2 separate regions of the Homo sapiens genome follow, and region 2 is linked to region 1. The links are chromatin loops, found by intact Hi-C in ENCODE. Cell type or tissue: CD4-positive, alpha-beta T cell. All regions are shown on one strand. Each heading gives the region's core, and the rest is flanking DNA. Links, peaks and the distances in the headings are about the cores only. Region 1 has its middle 17 kb from the start of PIGY-DT. Region 2 overlaps FAM13A (family with sequence similarity 13 member A).

What was found. Hi-C counts contacts between places; a loop is a spot of excess contacts. Peaks named below come from ENCODE experiments on the same cell type or tissue, not always from the same donor. Only the 100,000 strongest peaks of a DNase experiment are listed, where the experiment ranks them.
Region 2: a loop joins it to region 1, with 3 times the contacts of the local background. A loop is called at or near these places in 17 of 110 quality-filtered maps.

The regions. Positions count from the first base shown.
Region 1 is chr4:88,534,987-88,546,358 of GRCh38, reverse strand. It overlaps a transcript of HERC3 not described here. Among named protein-coding and RNA genes, the nearest start is that of PIGY-DT, 17 kb to the right of the region's middle. In CD4-positive, alpha-beta T cell, for the core only: CTCF peaks have their summits at 6,494 and 6,694 (motif pointing left); a DNase peak (open chromatin) is centred at 6,718.
Region 2 is chr4:88,787,720-88,799,091 of GRCh38, reverse strand. It overlaps FAM13A (family with sequence similarity 13 member A), which reads left to right. Exons shown (of 24, transcript NM_014883.4): 9 at 8,465-8,506; 10 at 11,160-11,339. Among named protein-coding and RNA genes, the nearest start is that of FAM13A-AS1, 84 kb to the right of the region's middle. In CD4-positive, alpha-beta T cell, for the core only: no CTCF peak of the experiment used is centred there; a DNase peak (open chromatin) is centred at 6,421.

The sequences.
Region 1 (11,372 bases), core at 2,177-10,176:
GATACAGCCTTATAACATTTTTTGACCAACAGAGGTGCAGTGTTAAATGATGTGTGTACTTTCTTCAGTTCTTTTCCTTCTGCCAAGGTAACCAGCAATATCCTAGCTGGTGCAACTTCTGTTAGACTGTGCCTCTCAGTATAGACAACATGGAATAGAGACCCCAATCATTCTGTGAATGATATGGATTACACCAATCCATATGAATTTACAGTATCTCTAGTTCAAAAATTGTGAAATACTGGAAATTTCAAGTAATTCAACCTAATAGCATAAACACAAAATACACTTGTTCTTTTAAGCCACTAAGACTTAGGGATTGTTTTTAGTGTAGTATACCTAATCTATACTATTAATAAGTGATTTTTTTCCCTAAAGAGCAATGAAGTCTCTTCTTAAATATTTGGTTGAGATTCACATTTATACCACTATTAAGGAGGTTGGAAATATAGAGCACTTGAATGATTACATCTGCATATTAGGATAATTTTGCACTGGATTTTAGTTTAGAATTATTCCTGAATAATTTTTTTTAAGTTCAGATTTAAAAGCTCTTTAAAGTTGAGTTCTCTTCAAGCATATGAAAAGAGAAAATAGATATTTTTCTTAGAGCCATCATTACTTTAAAAATGAAACCAGGCATGGTGGTGCACACCTTTAGTCCCAGCTATTTGGGAGGTTGAGGTAGGAAGATCCTTTGAGCCCAGGAGTTTGAGACCAGCCTGAGCAACATAGCGAGATCCTGTCTCTAAAAAAGAAAAAAAATTCTCATACATAATTCCCTAATCATTAAGAATTCTCGAAATGCTGAAGTGGTAGGATCACTCGAGTCCAAGAGGGTGAGGCTGCAATAAGCCATGACTGCGCCACTGCACTTTGGCGTGGGTGACAGAGCAAGACCCTATCTAAAAAAAAAAAAAAAAAAAAAGAATTCTCAAAAGGAAAGATTTCCTTTAAATAATTACACAAATTTAAATATGTGTTGTAAAGTCTCATGAGGAGTGTATGATAGCTCCCTTTAAGTCCTTGTAAAGTTGGTAGAATAACCAAAAATTTTTTATTTTATTTAGAAAAAAATGTTATTTTTAATTTCTGTGGGCACAGAGTAGGTGCATATATTTATGGCTGGGGTACATGAGATGTTTTGATGCAGGCATGTAATGTGAAAGAGAAACGTTTTATACCAAGCCAGTAGGACTGGAAGAGTGGTGATATGGACAGGACTGTGTCCCCCTTACCATGCATATGTTGAAGTCCTAACCCCCAGTGCCTCAGAGTGTGAATGTTTGGAGACAGGATTTTTTTATTATTATACTTTAAGTTCTAGGGTACGTGTGCACAACATGCAGGTTTGTTACATAGGTATACATGCGCCATGTTGGTTTGCTGCACCCATCAACTCGTCATTTACATTAGGTATTTCTCCTAATGCTATCCCTCCCCCAGCATCCCACCCCACAACAGGCCCCAGTGTGTGATGCTCCCTGCCCTGTGTCCACGTGTTCTCATTGTTCAATTCTCACACATGAGTGAGAACATGTCCCTGTGATAGTTAGCTGAGAATGATGGTTTCCAGCTTCATCTATGTCCCTGCAAAGGACATGAACTCATCCTTTTTATGGCTGCATAGTATTCCATGGTGTATATGTGCCACATTTTCTTAATCCAGTCTATCATTGATGGACAATTGGGTTGGTTCCAAGTCTTTGCTATTGTGAATAGTGCCGCAATAAACATACGTGTGCACGTGTCTTTATAGTAGCATGATTTATAATGCTTTGAGTATATACCCAGTAATGGGATCGCTGGGTCAAATGATATTTCTACTTCTAGATCCTTGAGGAATCTCCATGCTGCCTTCCACAATGGTTGAATGAATTTACTCTCCCACCAACAGTGTAAAAGTGTTCCTATTTCTCCACATCCTCTCCAGCATCTGTTGTTTCCTGACTTTTTAATAATAGCCATTCTAACTGGTGTGAGATGATATCTCATTGTGGTTTTGATTTGCATTTCTCTAATGACCAGTGATTATGAGCTTTTTTTCATGTTTATTGGCTGCACAAATGTCTTCTTTTGAGAAGTGTCTGTTCATATTCTTCGTCCACTTTTTGAAGGGGTTGTTTGGTTTTTTCTTGTAAATTTGTTTTCATTCCTTGTAGATTCTGGATATTAGACCTTTGTCAGATGGATAGACTGCAAAAATTTTCTCCCATTCTGTAGGTTGCCTGTTCACTCTGATGAGAGTTACTTTTGCTGTGCAGAAGCTCTTTAGTTTAATTAGATCCCATTTGTCTATTTTGGCTTCTGTTGCCATTGCTTTTGGTGTTTTAGTCATGAAGTCTTTGCCCATGCCTATGTCCTGAATGGTATTGCCTAGGTTTTCTTCTAGGGTTTTTATGGTTTTAGATCTTACATTTAAGTCTTTAATCCATCTTGAGTTAATTTTTGTATAAGGTGTAAGGAAGGGATCCAGTTTCAGCTTTCTGCATATGGCTAGCCAGTTTTCCCAACGCCATTTATTAAATAGGGAATCCTTCCCCCATTTCTTGTTTTTGTCAGGTTTGTCAAAGATCAGATGGTTGTAGATGTGTGGTGTTATTTCTGAGGCCCCTGTTCTGTTCCATTGGTCTATATATCTGTTTTGGTGCCAGTACCATGCTGTTTCGTAGTATAGTTTGAAGTCAGGTAGTGTGATGCCTCCAGCTTTGTTCTTTTGGCTTAGGATTGACTTGGCAATGCAGGCTCTTTTTTGGTTCCATATGAACTTTAAAGTAGTTTTTTCCAATTCTGTGAAGAAAGTCATTGGTAGCTTGATGGGGATGGCATTGAATCTATAAATTACCATGGGCAGTATGACCATTTTCATGATATTGATTCTTCCTGTCCATGAGCAAGGAATGTTCTTCCATTCGTTTGTGTCCTCTTTTATTTCGTTGAGCAGTGGTTTGTAGTTCTCCTTGAAGAGGTCCTTCACATCCCTTGTAAGTTTGATTCCGAGGTATTTTATTCTCTGTGTAGCAATTATGAATGTGAGTTCACTCATGATTTGGCTCTCTGTCTGTTCTTGGTGTATAGGAATGCTTGTGATATTTGCACATTGATTTTGTATCTTGAGACTTTGCTGAAGTTGCTTATCAGCTTAAGGAGATTTTGGGCTGAGATGAGGGGATCTTCTAAATTTACAATCATGTCATTTGCAAACAGGGACAATTTGACTTTCTCTTTTCCTAATTGAATACCCTTTATTTCTTTCTCTTGCCTAATTGCCCTGGCCAGAACTTCCAACACTATGTTGAATAGGAGTGGTGAGAGAGGGCACCCTTGTCTTGTGACAGTTTTCAAAGGGAATGCCTCCAGTTTTTGCCCATTCAGTATGATATTGGCTGTGGGTTTGTCATAAATAGCTCTTATTATTTTGAGATACGTCCCATCAATACCTAGTTTATCTAGAGTTTTCAGCATGAAGGGCTGTTGGATTTTGTCAAAGGCCTTTTCTGCAACTATAGAGAAAATTGTGTGGTTTCTGTCGTTTGTTCTGTTTATGTGCTGGATTACGTTTATTGATTGGCATGTGTTGAACCAGCCTTGCATCCCAGGGATGAAGCCAAGTTGATCATGGTGGATAAGCTTTTTGCTGTGCTGCTGGATTTGGTTTCACAGTATTTTATTGAGGATTTTCACATTGATGTTCATCAGCAATATTGGTGTAAAATTCTCTTTTTTGGTTGTGTCTCTGCCATGCTTTGGTATCAGGATGATGCTGGCCTCATAAAATGAGTTACAGAGGATTCCCTTTGTTTCTATTGATTGGAATAGTTTCAGAAGGAATGGTACCAGCTCCTCTTTGTACCTCTGGTACAATTCGGCTGTGAATCCATCTGGTCCTGGACTTTTTTTGGTTGTTATTAATTATTGCCTCAATTTCAGAACCTGTTATTGGTCTATTCAGAGATTCAACTTCTTCCTGGTTTAGTCTTGGGAGGGTGTATGTGTCCAGGAATGTATCCATTTCTCGTAGATTTTCTAGTTTATTTGTGTAGAGGTGTTTATAGTATTATCTGATGGTAGTTTGTATTTCTGTGGGATTGGTGGTGATATCCCCTTTATCATTTTTTATTGCATCTATTTGATTCTTCTCTCTTTTATTCTTTATTAATCTTGCTAATGTCTATCTATTTTGCTGATTTTTCCAAAAAACTAGCTCCTGGATTGATTTTTTGAAGGGTTTTTTGTGTCTCTATCTCCTTCAGTTCTGCTCCAATCTTAGTTATTTCTTGCCTTCTGCTAGCTTTTGAATGTGTTTGCTCTTGCTTCTCTAGTTCTTTTAATTGTGATATTAGGGTGTCAATTTTAGATCTTTCCTGCTTTCTCCTGTGGGCACTTAGTGGTATAAATTTCCCTCCACACACTGCTTTAAATGTGTCCCAGAGATTCTGGTATGTTGTGTCTTTGTTCTCATTGGTTTCAAAGAACATCTTTATTTCTGCCTTCATTTTGTTATTTACCCAGTAGTCATTCAGGAGCAGGTTGTTCAGTTTCCATGTAGTTGTGCGGTTTTAAGTGAGTTTCTTAATCCTGAGTTCTAATTTGATTTCACTGTGGTCTGAGAGACAGTTTGTTGTGATTTCTGTTCTTTTACTTTTGCTGAGGAGTGTTTTACTTCCAATTATGTGGTCAATTTTAGAATAAGTGCGATGTGGTGCTGAGAAGAATGTATATTCTGTTGACTTCAGAACTGTGGAGAGTTCTGTAGATGTCTATTAGGCCTGCTTGTTGCAGAGCTGAGTTCAAGTCCTGAATATCCTTGTTAACCTTCTGTCTTGCTGATCTGTCTAATATTGACAGTGGGGTGTTAAAGTCTCCCATTGTTATTGTGTGGGAGTCTAAGTCTCTTTGTAGGTCTCTAAGGACTTGCTTTATGAATCTGGGTGCTCCTGTATTAGGTACATATATATTTAGGATAGTTAGCTCTTCTTGTTGAATTGATCCCTATACCATTTTGTAATGGCCTTATTTGTCTCTTTTGATCTTTGTTGGTTTAAAGTCTCTTTTATCCGAGACTAGGGTTGCAACCTCTGCTTTTTTTTTGCTTTCCATTTGGTTGATAGATCTTCCTCCATCCCATTATTTTGAGCCTATGTGTGTCTCTGCACGTGAGATAGGTCTCCTGAATACAGCACACTGATGGGTATTGACTGTTTATCCAATTTGCCAGTCTGTATCTTAATTGGGGCATTTAGCCCATTTACATTTAAGGTTAATATTGTTATGTGTGAATTTGATCCTGTCATTATGATGTTAGCTGGTTATTTTGCTCATTAATTGATGCAGTTTCTTCCTAGTATTGATGGTCTTTACAATTTGGCATGTTTTTGCAGTGGCTGGTACTGGTTGTTCCTTTCGATATTTAGTGCTTCCTTCAGGAGCTCTTGTAAGGCAGGCCTGGTGGGGACAAAATCTCTCAGCCTTTTTCTTGTCTATAAAGTATTTTATTTCTCCTTCACTTATGAAGCTTAGTTTGGCTGGATATGAAATTCTGGATTGAAAATTTTTTTAAGAATGTTGAATATTGGCTCCCACTCTCTTCTGGCTTATAGAGTTTCTGCCGAGAGATCTGCTGTTAGTCTGATGGGCTTCCCTTGTGGGTAACCCGACCTTTCTCTCTGGCTGCCCTTAACATTTTTTCCTTCATTTCAACCTTGGTGAATCTGACAATTATGTGTCTTGGGGTTGCTCTTCTCAAGGAGTATCTTTGTGGTGTTCTCTGTATTTTCTGAATTTGAATGCTGGCCTGCCTTCCTAGGTGAGGGAAGTTCTCCTTGATAATATCCTGAAGAGTGTTTTCTAACTTGGTTCCATTCTCCCTGTCACTTTCAGGTACACCAGTCAAACGTAGATTTGGTCTTTTCACATAGTCCCATATTTCTCGGATGCTTTGTTCATTTCTTTCTACTTTTTTTCTCTAAACTTGTCTTCTCACTTTATTTCATTAATTTGATCTTCAATCACTGATATCTTTTCTTCCACTTGATCAAATTGGCTATTGAAGCTTGTTGTGTGTGTCACGAAGTTCTCGCACTGTGGTTTTCAGCTCCATCAGGTCATTTAAGGTCTTCTCTACACTACACTGTTTATTCTAGTTAGCCATTCGTCTAACCTTTTTTCAAGATTTTTAACCTCCTTGTGATGGGTTAGAACATGCTCTTTTAGCTCAGAGAAGTTTGTTATTACCAATCTTCTGAAGCCTACTTCTGTCAACTCATCAAAGTCATTCTCTGTCCAGTTTTGTTCTGTTGCTGGCAAGAAGCTGCGATCCTTTGGAGGAGAAGAGGTGCTCTGGTTTTTAGAATTTTCAGCTTTTCTGCTCTGGTTTCTCCCCATTTTTGTGGTTTTATCTACCTTTGGTCTTTGTTGTTGGTGACCTACAGATAGAGTTTTGGTGTGGATGTCCTTTTTGTTGATGTTGATGCTATTCCTTTCTGTTTGTTAGTTTTTCCTTCTAACAGTCAGGGCCCTCAGCTATAGTTCTGTTGGAGTTTGCTGGAGGTTCACTCCAGACCCTGTTTTCCTGGGTATCACCAGCGGAAGCTGCAGAACAGGAAATATTGCAGAACAGCAAATATTGCTGCCTGATCCTTCCTCTGGAAGCTTCGTCCCAGAGGGTCACCTGCCTGTATGAGGTGTCTGTCGCCCCCTACTGGGAGGTGTCTCCCAGTCAGGCAACACAAGAGTCAGGGACCCACTTGAGGAGGCAGTCTGTCCATTCTCAGAGCTCAAACGCCGTGCCACTGCTCTCTTCAGAGCTGTCAGACAGGGACGTTTAAGTCTGCAGAACTTGTCTGCTGCCTTTTGTTCAGCTATGCCCTGCCCACAGAGGTGGAGTCTATAGAGGTGGTAGGCCTTGCTGAGCTGCAGTGGGCTCTGCCCAGTTCAAGCTTCCTGGCTGCTTTGTTTACCTACTCAAGCCTCAGCAATAGTGGATGCCCCTCTCCCCCCGAGGCTGCAGCCTCGCAGGTTGATTTCAGACTGCTGTGCTAGCAGTGAGCAAGGCTCTGTGGGCATGGGACCCGCAGAGCCAGGCACGGGAGGGAATCTCCTGGTCTGCCGGTTGCTAAGACCATGGGAAAAGCACAGTATTTGGGCGAGAGTGTACTGTTTTTCCAGGTACAGTCTGTCATGGCTTCCCTTGGCTAGGAAAGGGAAATCCCCTGACACCTTGCGCTTCCCAGGTGAGGCGATGCCCCACACTGCTTTGGCTCGCCCTCTGTGTGTTGCACCCACTGCCCAACCAGTCCCAATGAGATGAACCAGGTATCTCAGTTGGAAATGCAGAAATCACCTGTCTTCTGCATCAATCACACTGGGAGTTGCAGACTGGATCTGTTCCTATTTGGCCATCTTGGAAGCAAGTGGAGATAGGACTTTTAAAGAGGTATGAAATGACAGTAAAATGAGGTTATGGTGGGTGGATCCTGATTCAATATGACAGATGTCTTATAAAAAGAGGAAATTGGGCCGGGCATGGTGGCTCACGCCTGTAATCCCAGCACTTTGGGAGGCCGAGGCGGGCAGATCACGAGGTCAGGAGATCAAGACCATCCTGGCTAACACGGTGAAACCCCATCTCTACTAAAAATACAAAAAATTAGCTAGGCATGGTGGCGTGCACCTGTAGTCCCAGCTACTCGGGAGGCTGAGGCAGGAGAATAGCGTGAACCCAGGAGGCAGAGCTTGCAGTGAGCGGAGATCGCACCACTGCACTCCAGCCTGGGTGACAGAGCGAGACTTCGTCAAAAAAAAAAAAAAAAAAGAGGAAATTGGGACACAGACATGTACAGAGAGATGACCATGTGAAGTCAACAGAGAGACAGCCATCTATAAGCCAAGGAGAGAGGCTTAGAAGAAACCAAACCTGCCAACACGTTGATACCTAGCCTCAAGAATTGTCAGAAAACAAATTCTGTTGTTCAAGCCATCCAGTCTGTGGTACTTTGTTATAGCAGGCCTAGCAAACTAATAGGCAGCTATTGCCACGATACTCCATGGTGTACAGTGTCATCTCAAAGAGCATTGCAGTGTGAAAGAGGTCTTTAGCAACTGAATCTAGTGAGAGAAGGAAATGTTGTACTCCAAACTGCATGGTTCCTTTACTGCGATGCAAAACCATTTGAAAGAATAGTTTAAGAACCTCCCATTTATTGTGTTAGATTTCTAACTCCAGAAAACAAGTAAATATCCATTGATTCACCTGTACCATTTCAATATAGTTCTCCCTTAAAGAATATGTGGGTCAAACAAAGAGGCTGAGAGTAAGGACTCACAGATTTAACACCAACATAAACCTATTTTTGATTGTAAAGTATGGCTAATAACATAGGACATTATCTTCCTGTCAGAAGGTTTTTGACAAGTGATCTAGCTGTGAGCCAAATGCACAGTGTCACAGAAACAACAGTTCTGCTGCTATTCGAGCTTCATCCCTGAGGGGCTGCTAAATGCAGATCTCCCATTTACTTAAGGCTTTAATATTCAGTGCTATGGATTTCAGAGCTACATCTTGTTTTTATAAATAATTTTGCAGCTAAAGCACTAAAAATGTCAGAAGATCACCATTTTAAAGTCTTTTGATTTTTATATGTAATCTCTAAGAAGGCCAAATAACACAGCTAAACAATTTCTATTTAGAACACAGAGGAACACTTGGTCTCTCTTTTGTTTAGCCTTCAATATAACCTCATCCCTGTATGCTACTTATTGATTACATAGAGGAAAACAGTAATTTACAGTAGTGACAACTTAAACGGACCACTTTAATCAAATGATCAGAGTTAGCATAACCAGTAATAATTCTTGGTAGGATGCACTAAAAATGACACAGTGTTACTTCTGTGGTATCCTGGCAAAAAATGTGTAACTTAAAAATATATATTACCTGAATCTAATCATGAAGAAATATCAGACACATCCAAATTGAGGAATAGACTTGCTGCAAGTAAACTTCCCATAATGCCTCAAAACATCAAGGTCATGAAAGACAAAAAAAGACCAATGAACTGTTTCAGATTACAAGAGATGAATGAGACGTGATGACTAAAAGTCATGTCTCATCCTGGATTGGATCTTGGACCAGAAATCCTTTTCCTTTTGCTATAAAAATACATTAAGGGAACAAATGGTGAAATTTAAATTCATAAATTATACAGTAATATTGTATAAATATTAATTTTCTGATTTTGATAATTGTCCTGTGGTGATGTAAGAGAATATATTTTGTTTTGGTTTTCATTTTGTTTTGAAGTGTTAAAGTGTAAATGAACCTCATGTCTGCAAGTTGCTGTCAGTTTTTTAAAATCTAGCTACAGAAATCTGTTAATTTAAGAAATCCAGGTGAAAGTATATAAGAATTCTTGGTCGTATTTTTATAACTTTAGTGTGTGTTTTAAAAATATATAATCCCAGGCAGAAAATAATTTAGAAGACAGCTCTGATAGAGTACTCCTTCTAGCACCTCCACCCTAACATATTACTCAAAATTATAATCAGATTGGGAAAGAGTTTATATGTTTTGAATTTCTCTAAATTGAAAAAAAATTCATTGTGCTTTTCTTTTCACAGGTAGCTAAATTACAAGCAGATTCTGTAACTGTGTAATATTTTTTTCTATTGGCAAGTTAAGAGGAACAACATTTGGTACTAGACATATTACATTCATTTTACAAGTGTTTATTAAACATATACTATGTGCCAGCCACTGTGCTAGATTTAGGGATAAAGAAATAAAATACACATGGTATGTGACCTAAAGGATCTTCTAGATTAGTACAGGAGACAGACATATAAAAGAATACTTGTAAAGAAGTAATAAATGTTATAATAAGAGTGAGTGAGTGAGTGAGTATGTGTCGGGGTAGGGTAGTTTACTGTTGTATACAAGGGATTGATGGTCAATTCCCAGGAAGCAGGGAGAAGGAAGGAGTTAGAAAAATCTTCATAAAAGTGTCTGTGTTTGAATTGGGTCTTAAAAGCTGAGTAGTGGTTTAGAGGGACAATGGAGTAAAGATATTCTGGGCAGAAGAAATGGCATGAACAAAAGACATGGAGCTATGAAACAGGCTATTATGGGGACAACAAATAGTTCAGAATGGCTGAATTCAAGATGAGAAGTGGCCACAGTGAGAGAATATGCTGGAGACAGTCTGGGGCCAGTTGCTGGAGGGCCTCATAAGCCACTATGCCAGAAGCTTTTGCACAAACCTAGGGAAATCATCTGGGAGCTTTTGGCCACTTGAGTGCATCAGTGAATAACTAATTTGTTAAACTATTACATGCAAAGCAAGGTGCATTGAGGTAGGTCATCCTAGCCCCATGAGATGATTTGTGTTTATTGTAATAAGGAAATGGAACCAAGAATTGGATGCACTCCCATCTTTCTATCTTACATTATGACATAAGAAACATTTGCATTATTTCTACTCTGTAATATTTCTGTAAGAGATTTCAGGAGTGCTGTGGTTTGAATATGTCCTCCAAATGTCTTGTATTGGAAACTTAAGTGCCAAATTCATCTGTTGGTTGGAGGTGGGGCCTTTGAGAGGTAATTGGGATTAGATGAGGTCATTCGTGTGGGACCCCCATGATGGGACTGGTGGCTTTATAAGCAGAGGAAGAGAGACCTGAGCTGACACACTTGCTCCTGTCCTCCTGCCTTGGGATGCCCTTCATCATGTGATTGGATGTGGGAGGTGAAAAGATGAAGTCCATCATGACTTCAGACCTCAGCCCAGGTGACTCAGAAGATGGTGGTATCATTTACTAAGTTCAATACAGAACAAGGAGAGTTTTCTGGGGAAGTGTAGGTGAGTGGATAGTAAATTTAAGAAGATCATTCTGATTTAGTCACCTTATATAACATTTTTCAGTTTATGAATTCTCTAAGTTGGTGACTAAAGTACTTTTCAGTAAGATCTTTACATTAAAATAAAATGTCCCTAATGACTAGACCAAACTCAAACTACTGAAATATTTAGTCGTATTTTCCATTGCAATGAAATCAAGAAGAAAGCAGGGCAGAGTGGGAATCCCAGGGCAGTGCCCTAGGTGCTGGCAGGCCAGGTGTAAGTTCAAGGTTGGTCTCTGAGTCAGTCAAAGATGCCTGACAGGCTTAGAAAACTAGGAAAAGCAGACTTTCAAAAACTTGGAATTGTGACCATAGTTTCAATAAAAATACTCAGGACTCAATTTACTTTCATCTAGCCATGATTCTGGTAAAAATTATCTATTTTTTTCATATGCAATAACTCTTGTGTTAGCTACATCACTGGAGAGTCAAATCAAGTTAAAGTTGTCAAATTCCTGACTCTCTTCAACTA
Region 2 (11,372 bases), core at 3,373-11,372, 250 kb before region 1:
TTTGCGTAGTAAGATGTAAGTATAGATTCTGGGTTTAATTCTAACAATGTTAATAAAAATATTAAGCATATGTTTAGAGCTATACTGAGAAAGATAAATTATATACATTTTAAATGCTTTTCTTCATATTTTTACCTCTTTATACCTCAGCATGATAAAGAAGAATTCACTTGTAGAAAATTACACCTTTATATCCATTCTGCCTAGGTCTCTTGTTACTTCATTCCTCAGTTTCCCTGCCTCTCTGTGGACTTCCCTTTGTAGAACTTCAGATTTTAATAAAACGTAAGCCTCTAGTTTAAACAGGTAGCAGACTGCCTTTGCCTGATACAGTACTCCCAGCTTTCTATTTAATATCCAATGATGATATAAAAGACAAACTCTAGAGACAGCTCTGTAGCAATGATAAAGAAAAGCCATGTCAAAAGTCACATCATCTATGGCGTGGACGGAGAAACATATTTTTACCTTGCAGACTTCATGTTCTGCCAACTAAACAATACAGATAGCCACAAAGAGAAAAGGAAGGGAGGAAAAACTGACTTGGCTCTCTTCTGCTGTCTATTGCACTAATCAGAAAAGCTAGTGACATTTCCTCAACTGAGCAGAAACTTATTTTCTGAACCATCTAGAGCCGAGTTGTGTTTTTATTGTTTTTCACCTCTCTGCCCTCATCAGCTTTTTTATTTCAATATCCATTCAGACAAGAATACTCAGTGTACAGAACAATGGGGAAGAAAGGGATTCTTCTCCTGGGATGCTCAGTCACCTAGCAAAAGCATTTGAGAAAGGGATAAAGGGAAGAAGATTATTGGATTTTCATATGTGCTTTCAAGTGTACACTACCCCAAAACAAACCACAAATTTGTTTCCAGTTCTCCAGCATAATCATAAAATTGGACCAAAAAGCAAGTCCACCTAAGTAGGCATTATAGATTATTCTAGGGCAGATTCAGATACTGGCTCTTCAAATCTAAATCCAGGAGGAGGCATCTGCTCACAGCCAAGTGGACAATTATATAAACTAAGAACAATCTACCTTCCCAGGTTGTTGGAACTGGTTCTGCCTAGATTGATTGTTCCACCTTAAGAACCACTAAACACAAAGAAACTATTTGGGACCTATGAAGAAAAATTACAAACTAGGGGAAAGGATGATCTGCCTCAATGACTCAGCATAAAAGCAGAATCTAGAGAATTGATTTTTATAAAATTCAGATGAAAACTTGAGAACTAATATTGTTAATCTTCTCAAAAAATCCTCAAGGACATAAACCTTTTTGAAACAGTAGGAAGCCATTAAAGCAGAGTAGGCTTGGAATTGAAAGGCTGGGGATACAGAAAGAACAGCTGAAATGAGGAGGGAAAAACAACCCTAGAAATGTTTTAGAAGAGACTTTAAAAACTATGTTGAAGGCAGTAAAGAAGAGAAATGATTAAAAATCAGTCAAATACATGATAAAAGAGAAACTGGAGACGCCCTTCTGGAATGAAAAGGAACAGGATAAAGATAAAAACTACGTGACAGGCTGGACACAGTAGTTCTCTCCTGTAATCCCAGCACTTTCGGAGGCCAGAGTGGGAGGATCTCTTGAAACCAGGAGTCTGAGACCAACCTGGGCAACATAGCAAGACTCTGTCTCTGTAAGAAAATAAATAAATTGCCCAGGTGTGTTGATGTACACCAGTTTCTTGTGAGGCCGAAGCAAGAGGATTGCTTGAGCCCAGGAGTTTGAGATTTCAGTGAGCTATGATGATGCCACTGTACTCCCTCCAGCCTGGGTGACGGAGCAAGACACTGTCTCAAAAAAAAAAAAACCCACAAAACTATCAGAGTAATAATGTTAGATGTGAAAGTCAGAGATTGAAAAGCCAATCTGAAAACTATAATTTGAATGAAGAAACATATTTGTAAAATACAAGTATAGTGTGTGCCCAGCTAATTGAGAGATAAATTTAAAAAAAAATTAGTAGGACCTAGAGATCTGATTATAAGCATTGGTGGAAAGGCAAAGAAAGTAATGAAACTATAATTTTCTTGTCTTACATAAACAGGAAAATAGAAGCAGGTGTCAAGAGGTTTTTTTGTCTATTTTCTTATTTTATTAGGTTGACGTGAAAGTAATTGCACTTTTTGCCATATTTTTAATAATAATGAGAGAAATATGGGCATGAGAAGCAACCATAGTAGAATTGTGCATAGGATTCCTATATTCAGAATGCCTTCAAAAGATAAGAGCAATGTCAGAAACCAAAGGAAAAGCAAGTTCCCAAATTAGAAAGTACAAAGCAAAAACAATACTAGAACAAATCAGCTAGGACAATAAATGTAAGTGGATTAAATTATTTGAGAAAAGCTAAACTACTAAAAAAAAAAAACCTAGTTGAACTATACCATTTGCAAAAGAGTCATACCTAAAACAAAGTGGCACAGAAAGATCAATAATAAAAAGATAAACATATCTACGGTATTATCAAATCATATAAATTTAAATTCTTACATTATCAAGGGTAAACAAGTAAACACATTTGAAATATAGGACTTATACATATAACTATATGTCCATAACAAAATTTACAGGATAGATAGCATTGAGAATTTTGTAAAATTAATAAGATTTCAAATAAATGAGCACCTATATACATATGTGAAATTTTGCATAATATAGAGCTCAATCAAGCATTTCTGCTACTTTATAAAAATTATTCAGCTATCTTTAAAAGTTCTTAAAGAGCAGAAATTTTGATAGCCAATAATTTCTGACCACAGTGTAATTAATGACAAAAACTTTCAATCAACCAATGAAAACTCTTGTAAGGGGACAGGAGGAAGGGGATAACTCAAAGAGTAAATAAGAATCTCAAGTGCATACTGTTAAGAAAATAAAGAAAAAGTATATATGAAAATTTATAGAATAAAGTCTAAACTTATTTTAAGAGGTAACCTAACACAAGATTGAAGATAAATCAGCCACACATTCAGAATAAGAAGTTATAGAAAGGAAGAAAAAGCAACCTCTTTGAAACCTAAAATAATTCATTAATAATAAAAGAAAACAGAAAACGAGCAGAACTGATACTTGAATTCGGGAGCTGGTTCTTTGAGACTAAAAATGAAAATTACAAGATAGAAAATTCTTGATAAGCTTGAGAAAAATGAGAGATGATACTAATAATCATAACTGAAGTTTACTGTAAGGGTTATAATAATTTTTTAAAAGATTAGAGAATACATCATGCAATTTGAAACTAATAAACATGAAAACCTAGATGAAATAAAAATTTTCTGCATTATATAAATTTGGAGAACATCTATTTGAATCAAAAAAAGCACTTTTAGTAACCTAATTCTAATGAAATAACTAGAGGTATAGCCAACAATTTATGTAAATAGCAGCATTATTTGAGAATAAAGATTGTTCAGAGTATCGAGGACATACCCTGAAGCCAGACTACATAGATAGAATGGAGCTGTGTAAACTTAGATACTTAAATTCTCTGCTCTTCAATTTTCTGTAAAATGGAAAAGGGATACAGTATATAAGTGAATTATCCATTACATTTTATAATTTTGTTAATATAGACCTTAGTGTAAAAACTAAACTTTCCATTTCTTTTTATGCTAAAACATACTAAATATATAAAATTGAAAACATCAATAATTGTCAAAAGAAGCTGTATAAAAGATGAGTATTCTGACATTTCGATGGGTTATATTTGATTTGTTAGAATAAATTTAATATAGCATTAAGATATAGCTGTGAAGAGTAATTTTTTCTTCAAATCAGGCTATTTAAAAGAATAGGAAACATGAATTAGAGAAGGTATGAGGATAAATATTTTCCTCTTTTTGAGTTATATCCATGTAGTATGTTTTCAATTTATATTCTAGTATATTATGCACAGTATGCAATTTTAAACCAAGATTTGAGGCTACCCAAAATGTCTGTAATGATGCAAAAGGATGATGCAACTTTTATCAGAGTTTAAATACCAACAAATGTTCCACTAAAGTTCTGCATATGATAATCATAGCTAGAGGTTAAAACAAAAGGAATAAATATTGAGGATTGAATTGTTTTAATGTATGACACTATGAAGAATGCACTAAAATTATGAACAAAATTTAATTTAGAAAGCCATTATACCATAACAAATATGTGCATTGTTATATATGTATAATGTTGATGCTGCATATCAACTTATCGTATTTTAAGATGATACTAAAAATACTATATTTTGTTAAATTGACAAATTAAGAATTTTAGGCTATTTTGATGATTGTTACATGAGCTTTATCCTTAGGTTTATTTAAGCGAACATCTCATAATTGTCTTTTTAATCCTTGCTCAATTAAAAAAAGAGTAAATTTAAATATTATATCCTAGAGAAACTGATAATTTTGTTAGACCTCATGTTTCCTAATAAAACGGTAATATTTTACAGGCAGGATTTTATATGCCATAGAGGAGAACATACTGAAATAAGACAACGCACAGAAAAGAGAACACATGCTTTTCAAGATGTCTCCATTTTGTAGATTTGAAACCTCTTTTTAAATGTATGCTTTTTTATTTCAAATCAAGAGATTTAATTAAAGAATCACTTGTCAACAGGCATCTGTGCATCTTATCACATGCAAATTTTACAGACTAATATTGCTGAGCATAATTGGCTTAAGGAAATATAGTTTGGGTTTTGCTAGTAAAAATAAAGACTAAAGATATTTCAATATGTCATAGAATATATTTCAAAGTAGGCTTAGAATCTATTTTAAATGACCATGCCAATAGAATATTCAGTTGCATCATCACTAACAGTAGGCTTAGGTTTGAATTTGGCCATAGAACTGGGATCTGCATATGAGTGAGCATCTTTCTTTCCATTTTAAATACTTGCTTTGTCAACATTAGGAAATGAACGCTTCCATATCCAACTGTTTATAATGCATAAGTAAGAAATTTTCTTAGCAAATCAGTCAAAGACGCTGAAAAAAAATTCATTATTCTTAGCTCTCCGAAGAGGGTAAAAAGCAAGCTACATACAGATGAAGAAGGAAATTTCTTTATCTTTCACTTTGGCTTATTTGCTTATTGTTTAAATGCTTATTGCCTTTTTGTCAGTGTCTTAGTTATGGAAGAAATCTCTATTGCTTTTGTTAAATATTCTTTAAAATTTTGTTAAGGGTGAATTGTTAAGTACATCCCACAGGAACTATGGCGGTGGATGCCTGACTAAATACCAAAGTTATTTTGGAATCTAATAAACCATAAATGTATCTGATACTATGTCATAAAACTAAATATGCAGTCATAACCTTTTGTAATCATGTAAACTTTAGGCAGTAAGCCTGAACCTGAGATAGAACAATTTTTTGAGGTTTCTTTTAGAGGTAAAAGAAACTACAGAGATCACTAGCCAGACCTTTCATTTTCTATGTGAAGAAACCAACCCAATGCAGCCAAGCTAACCAACAACCTGCCAGTGATTTTGTCTAATCAACTGCAGAGCCAAGACCAGAACTTTCTTTTCTGATTACCAGTGGAAAATATCTTCTCCTAATGCTTTATATAGGAATTCTATTAAAAGAACTTGAAATTATAGACTAGTTAAATATACCAGAAATTCCAAAGGACTATTAAAAACATCACACTTTATTCTAAAACTGTCCTAAAATAAATATGCTAGCAAAAATATGAATATGATTTAATTACTTGGTTTTATTATTGATTTATTCGTTTACTTTTGTACTCTGAGAAATGTGCTCTACAACTGATTTAGATGGTTCAGGTCATTTTTCTCTAAGCTGTTGGAGAAATTTCGATGTGTTGACTTTTATTCACTGAGGTTAACATGAGTTTTCCGTATCCTACCTTCATTACTTAGATTACAGTATTTAAAAATCATTATTGGGATATTTAAGTAATTGAAGTTTTGAAGAATTTTAGTTGCGAAGATAAGAGCCTCTGCCACTCAGTGTCTTCCACAAACCAACAGTATTAGAATCACTGAGGAATGTATTAGAAATGCAGTCTCAGCTTCCCCTTCCCAAGACCTAGACCTGCTGAATCACAGTCTGTATTAACAAGTGCCAAGGTGATTCCTATGCACATTAAGAATGAAGAAGCACTTATTTAAAGAGTTAGAAATCTCAGAACCTCATCTTGTTTGTTGTTTCCTTGTCTTTTTCTTTCTTGCCTTTCTTTCTTCACCCTCCCTTCATGGAAAATGAACATCAAAACATCAGGATCTGCTTTAATAGTCAAAAAGAAGACAGTTCAAAAGGATGTGGAAAGGAGGAGAGGAAATACATGTCTTCATTCTGAGATGGCATAGAGGACTAACAGGCTAATGACATGTCTTTGGAATGTTTTTTAGCATCTAGCAGATCCACATTCTTTACTCTCTTCTGGGTTTTCCCCGAGTCATTACTCATATGGGTCCCTGCTCTCAAAACCAAGGTTGTGTAACTGTACTGAGAAGTGGAGTATAGGAGTTAATTATATATTGTTGAATTTACAGAGGGTAAGCCACAAAGTAGCAAAAGCAAGGACTGCTTGTTCCAGTTAAAGACAGAAAGCAGAAAGGGTTTTATTGTTGGTTATGTAGCCTGGGAACCACTATGAATAACAGGCATTGTGAGGCAGAGGAGAAATTGTTGTAATTAAAAGCAAAGTAAAATACCTAAGGCCAGGCCTCCATATCCAAAGATGACTGTAGTGAGTAATGGATTGAAAGACAAGCTAGTGGAGTGATTAAGAGCTTAGACTCTGAGCTAAAACCTTTCTTGGTTCAAATCCTAGCTCATTTATTTCTTGGTTCTATGGCTGTGGGTAAGTTATTTAACCTTTCTAACCTCTTCATCTGAAAACAGGGAAAAGAGTAGTACCTCTTCATAGGGTTATTGTAAATAATAAGTGAAAAAAAAACTATGTAAAAGTACTTAGCACAGTGTCTGGAACATAGTAAGTACTCAGTAAGTCTTAGGGTGTTTGTATTTATTTACTTATCTTCTTAATTATTTAATACGAATTTGAATCAGCTTCCCTTTTACCTAATCACATGATTTTACGTGGTTTTTCTGGGTTTGTCTGTGGCCATAACAAAGAGCTACAGCTTTAGCTAAAGAAAATTATCTTGGGCGAAAGAGTAAACATTTTTTGATCACCTCTGGGATAATGAGTACTATGGAAGACATGATGGTGGTGGTAGTGGGAGGGAGTGTGATGAAAGAAAATGAGAAATATTGTACAGTCCCTTGAGGCCTTGAGATTCTACATTGAAAGAGATGAGATATACACTTACATGGGAGAAAAACCTGACAGATGATTCCCAAGCAACATATTCATATGTTGAAAATTATATCGTATAAATTAGAATGTTTGGAGTAATTGAAAGACAACTATCAATATTGGTCCTTAACAACTTTGATTTTCTTTGAATGTCTCTACAAAGAAAGAAAAGAACTATTAGGACTATTAGGTAGAACTATAGTTTGACACGACTAAAGATTGTCTCAAATCTGCTCAATATTTAACCTCTTCTTTTAAAGGATAGGCACTTTTAAATCTTGATTCACAAGCCAACTAAACACTAGAGGGCAGATTGTGAGAATGTAATGTGTTAATACAATTAAAATAGCTGCCAGCCTCAACACTCATTGTGGTTATGTGAACATAAGTGCAGGCATGAGGGGGAAAGTTCTGAAGCATGCTAACCTGATAGTGTTTTGTAATTTTATCATTCTACTTTGTGTTGACCACTTCTCAATACTTTTAAAAGAATTCAGGCTTTAAAAAAATGGGAAAATCATGAAAATTTGTAAGTGCTCAACAAAAACATTGTAAATTAGATGTTAAGCTGACACATTACAGAGCTTGAGATGCTTTCCATCCTGAGAAACTTAGGAAGAAAATGTGGCTTCGAAAAGATGGTTTAGAAATAGTCATATAGAAAACAATATCGGTTCCTTGTTCTCTATCCCTGTCGTCCCCACTGCCCTCTGCCTGTTGAGAGCAGAGTTTTAGAAAGATGTTCTGTTTCCTGGCCTAAGAGGAGAAGGAAGGGAATGGATTTGGGCTGGGAAAAGATAGAAATAGGTGAAGTAGGTGGCAGGAAGGCACATGGCCACAATTAACATTTTAGGAAAATGAAAAGACCTTGAACTAGGGCTGCTGTGGCAATAGGTTGACAGCTAAGAGATGGTTTTCCAAATTTAGTTATAGAATTGTCTGCCTTGGACAACTTTTAAAAGGAGAAAAAGCCACTGTTATAAGCAAGCAGGGCCATCTCCATTTCTAGAAACAAGTGAAAATGAGCATCTTTCATTGGATGGTTAAACATTGTTTTGGGGATCACTTGGGACTGAGCTAATTTCTTTCAGCCTGCGATCCACTTCACATGTTTGGTTCATCATCTCTGATCTTTCATCTAACCTGACTTTCTCTTTGCTTCTTTTCTGCAGTGCTCATGTACCCCAAGTCAGCAATGTGTCTGCAACCGGAGAGTAAGTTATTTGGGTTGGGTTTTTGGGCTTTGGGTTTTTTTTTTTTAATGCCCTGTCCCACTTATTAAACAGAAAAAAAAAGCAACTCTAATGGTGTACAGTATTGGAAAATTCAGATAATAAGCAGCCAGTGACTTTTAAACTATATGGAGGAGAGGACTACATAGGTATTCTTATTTGAGCTTCTATATGTGTATTCCTACAGACAACTCCAACATTGGAAAATATGAGCTTTTTGTTTACTTCATTAAAAATAATGCCAGGATCAATTAATATTAGCAAGTAGTCTAATGTACTTTGGGAGGCATCTTGCAATGGATAATGTAATTAAAGGTTAAACCATTAATCATGTCTTTACTCCCTACTTAGTTCATTTGACTGAACCTACATTGACTGAGTGCCTGCAACACGTCAGGCGCATGTTAGATGTGTAATGTCAAGGACGCCTTGGGCCCTGTCTTCAGGGATGTTACACTCTAATAGGGATGCAGAAAAGAAAGCAAATTAGTGATGGCAACAAGTCCCTGGTCCACAGGGCAGTGGCGGTACTCTCTTAATTATGTCATCACATGCCTTTTCCTCCAAAGTCTTCCACTGACACTTAGACTAAACCTAAACTCCAGTTATCAGTCCTTGCTAATGCCTCTGACCATATTGCTCATTACACTTCAGCCACATGACCTACTGTTCCCACGGAGGGCCAACCTTATTGCTGCCTCAGAGCCTTTGTATTGGCTGTTCCTCAGCCTGGCCAGCACTTTTTTCTCATTCACTCCTCGTTCAAGTGTCATCTTATCCAGGATTCTATTCCTAACTACCCATATTCACTTGCCACCACTTTACTCAATGTTTTAGAGAACTTATTACTATTGGAAATTACATTATTTCTTTATTATCTATCTTGCCCTACGGGAATGTAAGCTCTGTAAATACAAGGAACTTGTCTGTCATGTTCATTGCTATCTCCCTACTGCCTAGAGAAGTTCCTGGCATATATTAGGCACTAAATAAATAGTCACTGAATGACAGAACAGCTCCTTGCTCACATATGTTTCCATTACACCTACCTATTCTCCTTACTTGCTGGGACATGAGTGGGCCTCTTTGGAGCATCTTCTCTTGGCAAGGATCAGGTGTAGGAGGTGGGGTAGATGTGGTGTGATAGGGAGAAGAGAGAAGAATTAGAAGAAGCACTAGTTGAAATGAATTTGGATCTAACAGGATGGATTTCCATTTTCTTAATTCCTTGTTGGGAGAGAAAACAATCAGAGGGCAGGACTGACCTCCTTTAGCTTTGTCAGTTTCAAAGATATTCAAGAACTGCACCAAGGCTGACATGTTCTTGCCTTTTTCATTTCCTAATAATCTTTCCTTATGGGTCTTGTATAGCTTGGAAAAAGTGCAGGGTTGTTCTGTTTAGATATTTCAGTTTCATCTGGATGTTTGGTATGTTGTAGGAAGCCACCTCTGATGTAATGCATTTTATGGCATCCTCATGAATATGTTATTTATATATTATGTACATCTCTTATGTGCATATTAATTTACTCACAATCCTCTGTACTGTGATTAAATAATCTTGAATCATTTGAGACATGGAGTTCTATCTATAAAAGTTCTAATGCCCAAGTTAATTTGACTATACTTCCTCATTATCTTAAAATATTTTTAATAAAATTTGAATAACTATGAGTCGATTATAAAACTGCATTTGAAAAATCTGAAATTAGTTAAGTTCTCAAAACACAGTTTATTTAAGTAAATGCTACTTCTCAGCCTGAGCATTTAGAACATATATATATAGTTCTTTTTCAAGCGAAGAAAAACAAGGTTTGAGGACTCTGAGTTAAGAGCTTTCCATACCAGCTTATTTGGAAATAATGTGGTGCTAAAAGGTATACACACCTTGAAAGATTCTACAGCTTTAAAAATGATTCCATTTCTAGCTTACCATGCACTTTTCAGCACTTTGTGCTTATGTGTTTTCCTCATGTTGAACAAAGTAAATCTATCCTTCCAATTTCAGTAATATGTTCTGGGGTGTTTGCATGAATACAGCTTTAATTATAAACATCACAATTTAATTGAATAGAGGTTAGGAAAGATTATGCCATGCTGTTGTGAGTTCTAATTGTTCTGGTGAGTTTTTTCCCAAAATATCATTATTTTCATATAATTTTGTCTTAGATTGTAAATAGATAATAGGCATCATAAAATTATTTGTGCCAGTTTGCTTTGCAAATCACTCTCTCTTCCTCTGTAGAATTGGTATGAAATTGCCTTTGTAAGAATAGGTCTACTATTATTCTATGAGGGCAAAAAAAATCTTTCCTCATTCTTCCTTATATTGATTGACCCCTGTTTCCTGAATGCCTCATAATTGTTGCTAGACTTGCCATGAGCATTTCAGCAATACTGGCTTCACAAAGATGAGAAAGTTGTTAAATTGGCAGAATTGTTTTCGTTTAGTTTTGGTTTTAACACATAATGCAGATATTTTTTAGATTAATGCCTCATCATCTCTCTTTGCTTATGAAGTTCTAAAGACTTTCCACTGGAAATACAGATGTTCCCAAAACTGTAGGCACAGATTTTTTAAGGTGATCACTGATGAACTTGACTGCTTGAATGACTCTGCATTCTTTTTTGCCAGACTCTTAGAAAGAACCATCCGATCAGCTGTAGAACAACATCTTTTTGATGTTAATAACTCTGGAGGTCAAAGTTCAGAGGACTCAGAATCTGGAACACTATCAGCATCTTCTGCCACATCTGCCAGACAGCGCCGCCGCCAGTCCAAGGAGCAGGATGAAGTTCGACATGGGAGAGACAAGTGAGTTGGCATTGATTCTTCCTCTTACTTGAG